Regions from separate parts of the Homo sapiens genome. Here region 1 is linked to region 2. Evidence: read pairs that join two places in POLR2A ChIA-PET (ENCODE). Cell type or tissue: endothelial cell of umbilical vein. All regions are shown on one strand. Each heading gives the region's core, and the rest is flanking DNA. Links, peaks and the distances in the headings are about the cores only. Region 1 has its middle 130 kb from the start of EPC1. Region 2 overlaps KIF5B (kinesin family member 5B).

Evidence for each region. Peaks named below come from ENCODE experiments on the same cell type or tissue, not always from the same donor. Only the 100,000 strongest peaks of a DNase experiment are listed, where the experiment ranks them.
Region 1: POLR2A ChIA-PET joins it to region 2 with 7 read pairs; 3 of 35 experiments call an interaction of 5 or more read pairs at or near these places.

Annotation. Positions count from the first base shown.
Region 1 is chr10:32,219,026-32,223,431 of GRCh38, forward strand. No RefSeq gene overlaps it. Among named protein-coding and RNA genes, the nearest start is that of EPC1, 130 kb to the right of the region's middle. In endothelial cell of umbilical vein, for the core only: no CTCF peak of the experiment used is centred there; no DNase peak of the experiment used is centred there.
Region 2 is chr10:32,038,291-32,042,696 of GRCh38, forward strand. KIF5B (kinesin family member 5B) reads right to left here. Exons shown (of 26, transcript NM_004521.3): 3 at 2,094-2,167; 4 at 1,037-1,141; 5 at 488-536. Among named protein-coding and RNA genes, the nearest start is that of KIF5B, 16 kb to the right of the region's middle. In endothelial cell of umbilical vein, for the core only: no CTCF peak of the experiment used is centred there; no DNase peak of the experiment used is centred there; H3K27ac peaks cover 259 bases.

The sequences.
Region 1 (4,406 bases), core at 326-4,325, 180 kb after region 2:
TCTTTAATCTCTTAATCATGTTATCTTCTTAAGCTGAGAATGTACGTCACCTCAGGACCACTATTGTACAAATTGATTGTAAAACATGTATTTGAACAATATGAAATCAGTGCACCTGAAAAAGAACAGAATAACAGTGATTTTCAGGGAACAAGGGAAGGTAACCATAAGGTCTGACTGCCTGCAGGGTCGGGCAGAATAGAGCCATATTTTTTTTCTTGCAGAGAGCCTATAAATGGACGTGTGAGTAGGAGAGATATCGCTGAATTCTTTTCCCAGCAAGGAATACTAATAATGGATACCCTGGGGAAGGAATGCATTCCTCAGGGGAGGTCTATAAAAGGCCACACTGGGAGTGTCTGTCTTATGCTGTTGAGATAAGAACTGAAATACGCCCTGGTCTCCTGCAGTACCCTCAGGCTTACTAGGATTGGGAAATTCCAGCCTGGTAAATTCTAGTCAGACCAGTTCTCTGCTCTCGAACCCTGTTTCCTGTTAAGATGTTTATCAAGATAATATGTGCACAGCGGGACATAGACCCTCATCAGTAGTTCTAATTTTGCCTTCACCTTGTGATCTTTATTGCCCTTTGAGGCATGTGATCTTTGTGACCTACTCCCTGTTCGTACACCCCCTCCCCTTTTAAAATCCCTAATAAAAATTTGCTGGTTTTGCAGCTTGGGGTCGTCATCACGGTCCTACCAATATGTGATGTCACCCCCAGAGGCCCAGCTGTGAAATTCCTCTCTTTGTACTCTTTCTCTTTATTTCTCAAACCGGCCAATATTTAGGGAAAAATAGAAAGAACCTACGTTAAAATATTGGGGGCTGGTTCCCCCGATACACATGTATGTTCATTAGAGCACTATTCTCAGTAGCAAAGACATGAAATCAACCTAAATGCCAACCAACGGTAGACTGGATAAAGAAAATGTGGTACATATACACCATGGAATACTACATAGCCATAAAAAAAGAAGGAGATCATCTCATTTGCAGCAATATAAATGGAGCTGGAGGCCATAATCCTGTCAGTATGGCTGCATACTGTTCCTGTGAACTAACACAGGAACAGAAAACCAAATACCACATGTTCTCACTTATAAGTGGGAGCTAAACATTGAAAACACATGGACACAAAGAAGGAAACAATAGACACTGAGGCCTTATAGAGGGTGGAGGGAGGGAGAAGAGTGAGGATGGAAAAGCTACATATTGGGTACTATGCTCATTACCTGGGTGACGGAATAATTTGTACACCAAACCCCTGTGACATGAAATTTACCTGTATAATAAACCTGCACATGTACCCCGAACCTAAAATAAAAGTTAAAAAAAATAATAATTCCCAGCTGGGCATGGTGGCTCATGCCTGTAATACCAGCACTTTGAGAGGCCAAGGCAGGTGGATGACTTAAGGCCAGGAGTTGCAGACCAATCTGGACCACATGGTGAAACCCCGTCTCTATAAAAATTAGCTGGGTGTGGTGACACACACCTGTAATCCCAGCTACTCAGGAGGCTGAGTCAGCAGAATTGCTTGAACCTGGGAGGCAGAGGTTGCAGTGAGCCAAGATCGTGCCACTGCACTCCAGCCTGGGTGACAGAGTGAGACTCTGTCTCAAGAAAAAAAAAAAAAAAGAATTCCCTGACCCTGTTCGGTAAACCTCGGGGCTATTCCCCTCTGTTCCTACTGCACTTTGTACATAGCTCCAATAATAATACATAAAACATTATATTGTGGCTGGGCACAGTGTCTCACACCTGTAATCCCAACACTTTGGGAGGCCGAGGTGGGCAGATCACTTAAGGTCAGGAGCTCAAGACCAGCCTGGCCAACATGGCGAAAACCCGTCTCTACTAAAAATATAAAAATTAGTTAGGCGTAGTGGTACGCACCTATACTCGGGAGGCTGAAGCACAAGAATCACTTGAACCGGGGAGGCGGAGGTTGTAGTGAGCTGAGATCGCATCACTGCACTGCAGCCTGGGTGACAGAGCGAAACTCTGTCTCAAAAAACAAAAACAAAACCATTATATTTTTACTGGTTATTTAATATCTCTCTCACCACCAAAATGGTAGCTCTTTGGAAGCAGGGTCTATTTCATTCATTTTCATCTTTGAATTCCCAGGGCCTGGCGTGTTGTGGACAGGGAATATCTAATTGTTAAATAAATTTTAAATGGTAAATTAAATCATGTTAATGTAGAATTTCACAATAATTTAACTAAAAAGTAACTAAAAGTATCTAAAAAATAGTAGCTATCTTTCATTATGTATTTACTATTTGCCAAGCTTAAAAGTATTAAGCAAATACTTCATATTTGTTATGCTAGTGTTTTCCAAATTTCAGTGCATACTATTTTCCTTAATTTACTCATTTTTACTAATAATAAATATATTTTAGAAGAAAAGTTTACATTATTACCACATGTGGAAAACTGGTATCACTTGCCATAAATGGAAATAAAGTAAATCCATATATGGAAATAAAGTAAATCATTAAGGAAATAAAGTAAATCATTAATAAATAAAGTAAATGTAAACAGTAGTATATTTACTAAATGATTCTCCAATGAGAAAAAAATTATTTAAGATTGGTCAGGCAAGGTGTGGTGGCTCATGCCTGTAATCTCAGCACTTTGGGAGGCCGGGCGGGCAGATCACTTGAGGTCAAGTTCAAGATAAGCCTGGTCAGCATGGCGAAATGCCATCTCTACAAATAAAAAAATTAGCTGGGCGTTGTGGTGTGTGCCAGGTACCAGGGAGGTTGAGGTAGGAGAATCACTTGAACCCAGGAGGCAGAGGTTGCAGTGAGCCAAGATTGTGCCACTGCACTCCAGCCTGGGCGGCAGAGCAAGACTCCACCTCAAAAAAAAAAAAAAAAGAAAGAAAGAAAGATTGGTCAAAAATAAAACTATTCAGCTCAATTTCACATAGCTGAAGAAAATTTTGAAGATCGACATTAATGAAAATGTTTTAGTTTTGATGTTAACTTGCATCAAGAATTCTAATTCACGTGCATTCATAATTTGAGAGGTGATTACATATAATTTACTCTTTTGAGAGTTTCTAACCAAAGTGATGTAAGTAACTTTTGTTCAACAAATTTAAAAGAAGCCATCTGAAGAGATTGCCAGAAAATGCACTTGTGTCGAGCTATTTGATAATGATGCCCAAAATGATGGGGAAAACATTCCTTATTCACTTGAGGCTGCCAATGGGATTGGGAAAACATTTATTAAAATCTTTTTAAAGTTAAGTTATTTGAGTCTTTTTTTAGTTCATCATTTTCTCAGCCAGACTTTGTGCCTGAGTTTAAAATCAATTTGTTCTCCTAACAAAAGGGACCATGTGCACCTCAATTAAGGAGTGCCCCCGCAGTGATCCAGTTTCATGACCATTATGTACTTTTGTCTCTCCTGTGGAATAGGCAGGTCATCAAATAACATCATTTCATTCAACATTATTTTATTATGTGGATGAGAAGAAGAAATTGGTCCTGGGCCAGAGCCACTGTTTTTGTGGTTTGCCCGTTCTCCCTCTGTCTGCATGCATTCCCTCTGGGTACTCCCGCTTCCTCCCACATCCCAAAGCCATGCTGTATTAGTCTGTTCTCATGCTGCTAATAAAGATATATCCGAGACTGGGTAATTTATAAAGGAAAGAGGTTTAATGGACTCACAGTTCCACATGGCTGGGGAGGCCTCACAATCATGGCAGAAGGCAAATGAGCAGCAAAGGCATGTCTTACATGGCAGCAGGTAAGAGAGCATGTGCAGGGGAACTCCCCTTTATAAAACCATCAAATCTCATGAGATGTATTCACTATCACGAGAACAGCATGGGAAAAACCTGCCGGTATGATTCAGTTACCTCCCACTGGGTCCCTCCCATGACAAGCGGGAATTATGGGAGCTACAATTCAAGGTGAGATTTGGGTGGGGACACAGCCAAACTGTATCACATGCACCTTAGGTGAATTGTTGTCTCAGATGGTCCCAGTATGAGTGAGTGTGGGGGTGTGTGAGTGTGCCCTGTGATGGAATGGAGTCCTGTCTGAGGCTGGGTCCCATCTTGTGCCCTGAGCTGCTTGGATAGACTCCGGCCACTCTTGACCCTGAATTGGAAATAAGCAGGTAAATAATTATCTTACTTGTTTTTATTGATCTTTCTTAAATGTATGTAGAGCTCACATTTATTTCAATGTTTAATATTAGAAGTGCTTTGCCTCAGCTAACATCATACTTAATGTGAAAAAATTGAAGGCCTTTCCTCCAAGGATGGGAACAAAACGAGGATGCCCAGTTTCACCACTGTTATTTAACATAACACTGAAAGTCCTGGCCAAAGCAATAAGGCAAGAGAAAGAAATAGAGGGCATCCAGTTTGGAAAGGAAGAAAT
Region 2 (4,406 bases), core at 213-4,212:
CTTTCCTGAGCAGCCTAACAGCAATAGTTGAACTCTAAAAACATATTAAAACATTGCTCTAAAGCAGACCTTACAGACACAGCAGGAGATGTAAATAGAAACCAATGCAACAATATAGAATTTTAGGACCACTCCAACCTACCACCCACATTTTATAAACAAGAACATTAACCCTGAATGGTTCAATGATTTGCCTAAGGACAATGTATCTAATTGACAGTTGACAGAAGACTAGAACTCAGGGCTCAGATTATGTAACTCCCAGTCCAATGCTCTAATTACTACTAAGAAGTACCCATAAACATCGCTTTAAACTAGTTATTCTATTTAAAGGTATTCAACTAAAACTTTAGAAGAAAAAAAATTTTGTCTATTTCCAATAACTTAAGACAATTTCATATAGGTTACAAAGAAATAGTCTCACATCTATTATTAAAAAGGAATTAACAGATGTTATTTAAAACTGATTAGCAAGAATTTAACTTACCATCTAACAGGTCCCTTATCTTATCCAAATATATTTCAAAATATGAAACCTAAAGGGCAAATTTAAAAAAACACCGATCAACTAAAGTTATATAACTTATTCGCATATTGAGGTCTGAGTGCTAGGCATTGTTTAGACTAGAGAGACAGTTATCAACATACCAGCCATAGCTCACATTCTAATGGGAAGACATAAATTAGCCAAATTAGCTTAGTTATTTAAGCAGTCTTCCCATTGGACATAAATTACATTATCTTCATCTAAAATGAATTAGAATAGTTTTATGTAGTAGAAACCTTCAAGTTCTGCAGTAAAGCAACCTCCTTTATTTTTTGAAGGAGGCTAAAGACTTAATCATTTACGTTAGTTAACATTCCTGTTCATCTAATGGCAGATGAACAAAAATCCAAGTTTACTAACCTGAATGATCTTTCAACTGTACCTTTCCAGAAAAACAATTTTTAAAATTAAAGAAACCAGCATTTACTATTTTTTTAGAACATTATTCTTGCTGTAAAATAAAATATAATCTTTCCTCAAGGAATTTACCTTAATATGAAATTCCAAATTTTCATCCATGGAGTAAATATAATTAAAAATATCTTGCACTATTCTTGGAATAATTCCCATGCCTTCTGGATCATGAAGTTTACCCTAAACAAAAAACAAAACTAGACTTCTTAAATAAATTATAAAATATGAAGTAAAAACAAAGAGTTTCAATCTACAACTTATAGTCAAGAAAGGACAGGAACTATATTTTTGTGGAAACGGCTCTGTAAATACCTAAAAAATCCAATTCAACTATTACACATACACAGTACTGTACATCAACCACATGGGTTACCAACAGATCTTAACCCTTCATTTAATCACTAGATTTAGATTATCCATGCTTGTAAAATGTTCATTGTAAAATGAACATAATTAAAAAGGTTTTAGTTTCTTTCCATATAATTCTACATTGTTCCTTCTACTTCGAGGCAAATTCATGCAAATACTAGGATGTCCTTGTTCTCTATGACTTTATGAAAATCAGTAATATGAATCACACTAAAAGAAGCAGTCATTTACTTAATATAGTACACTCAAATAAATGATAAAAACAGATGCTCTTTAGCAGTGGCAGAAAATCACAGGCTGTTTTCTAGAAGCAAAGCTATAGTGGGTCCACATCTATTATTAACAGCAGCACTGATAATTATGGCAACATTCTTATCAGAGAAGAGTGACAGTTATTTTGAGGAAGGAGGAGCCAAGGAGAACAGGAAAAAGTTATTTATACTACATAAAATCAACAACACATAAGCATTCAAAATTTCCCATATAACAGGGTGACAAAAAATTCTTGTCTAAAATGTTATTTATTTTATGGTTATGCTAACTGATAAAACAATCTCAAATATAATCTCAAATACAGGTATCCCTTACTATTTAAACTCAGGAACTGATTAGATTCCAACAATGATGTTACATGTATATTATTTGTATGAGAAAAGGCAATAAAGAGTAAATTAAAATGTTTATGCATGGTGAAATAATATCACAAATAATGAATGCTGTATGTATTGCAAACCACATCTAAGTACAGATTATAAAACGTTACCTCCATTGTGTGTGTCTTCCCAGAGGATGTTTGTCCATATGCAAATATTGTTCCATTATATCCTTCAAGTACATCTATGAGAAAAGATTTTATAGTTCAGGGGATTTTTTCCTTAAGCAAGATTCCTAAGAAATTACTTAAACTACAGGATGACAGGGTAGAGAAAAGGTTAAAAAAAAAATTACTTAATGTTACAGGAAAATATCAGATGTTTATTCCTAGTGAGGTATAAAACACCCTAAAACACACACACACACACACACACACACACACACCCTCTTCCTAACCCTTGCATACTAAATTCTGTATAATAAAATATTGTGGGAGTGGCTGGGTGCGGTAGCTCACTCCTGTAATCACAGCACTTTGGGAGGCCAAGGCAGGCGGATCACAAGGTCAGGAGTTCAAGCCTGGTCAGCATGGTGAAACCCTGTCTCTACTAAAAATACAAAAAATTAGCTGGGCTTGGTGGCGCGTGCCTGTAGTCCCAGCTACTCAGGAGGCTGAGGCAGGAGAATTGCCTGAACCGGGCAGGTGGAGGTTGCAGTGAGCCGAGATCGCGCCACTGCACTCCAGTCTGGGTGACAGAGTAAGACACCATCTCAAAAAAAAAAAAAAAAAATTAGCTGTACGTGGCCTGTAATTTCAGCTACTCGAAAGACTAAGGCACAAAAATCGCCTGAGCCCAGGAGAAGGAGGTTGCAGTGAGCTGAGATCGAGCCACTGCACTCCAGCCTGGGTGACACAGTGAGACTCTGTCTCAAAAAAAAAAAAAAAAAACCAAAATTATTTGTGGAAAGAGTGGCAAGAAAGATTCAGATTTTCTTTATGCTAATATGAAAGACTCCATCAAAGTTTAGTACATAAAGGATTTATAAAGACATTAAAGGAAATATATAACAACAGTAATTTTCTTAGTGATGACCCATCTAAGCAATTTTCTCTGGACCCAGACTGCTTTCTGTGGTTAATTAAGAAACAAATTTTAAATTCCACTGCTTATAATAAAGAATCTCTTGTATCAGTGTACATCTCAAATGTCATTACATCTACACTCCAAAGCTTTATGTGACCAAAAAGAAAAAAAATCCTCTGCCAATTTACATACAGATGAGATTTTAGAAACAAGACTAATTGATGGTTAATTAGTAGCTAATCCTCACAAACCCCGACCTTCCTCTTTATCCTACCCACAAAGTGTAACACTCACTCCTACCTCAAAATCAATTACCAAGAAGTTCCTATGAAAAAAAATGTTATGAGACAGGGTCTCCCCTCTGTTCAGAGTGCAATGGCACAATCATAGCTCACTGGTCACTGCAGCCTCAACCTCTTGGGTGTAGTAAGCTGCCTGCTTCAGCTTCAAGTAGCCAGGACTAGAGGCACATGCCACCAGGCCTGGCTAATTCTAAAAAAAATTTTGTAGAGACAGGGTCTTGCTATGTTGCCCAGGCTGATCTCAAACTCCTGGGCTCAAACAACCCTCCTGCCTCAAGCCTCACAAAGTGCTGGGATTACAGGCCTAAGTAAGCCCCTGCACCTGACCCTCCTATGAAATTTTTTTCTAGCCTCTGACATTAACATTTAAATATATTCTTTTATTAGGTCAAAGGGGGGAAAAAGGCAATCCTTTGATTTCTGGCTTTCGAGGATTTTGTTTGTTGTTTGTTTTTGGTGACAAGAAAGGTACTATGAAATTACATTCTATTCTAGAGGAAGCCAAAACAAAAAGAGAAGCCTCTGTTGGAAACAGCATATAACAGTGAAAAGTAAACTAATAAGCAAGCCAATCCTTGTTTTTATTCATTATTTTAAAAAGAAAAAAAAACCCCAACATGGGCACAACTAAGTGGATAACAGATTTCCTACAGAAACATTTATTAATGAGAAAAAAAGACATCATTACTAACTTCCCTGGGAAGATTTTAAGAGACTCCAAACATTTGAAACTTTCCTTCAAAATCTTTTTATTTTTGAGAAGGAAAGCAAAATTATTTCATGTATCACATTTACCTCTTCCTCTAACCCAATTCCACAACGCACCCCCAAAATATCTGGGTAAAAGTCTCATCCTATGTGTTCTTACAGTATCTGCATTTAATCATAACACTTACCAATGAGTATTCGATCAATTTACCTGTCTGCTTTACTCACTAGCCTGTCAACTCAAAGTCAGGACCGTGTTTAACTCCTAACACAGTGCCTGGCACTCCAGAGGAACTCAAATGCTTGCTGAATATTTATTACCATCATCAATGTACAGCATCTTTCTAAAGCCTCCCTCACCCTTTTAAATATACTTTTGCCATTCCT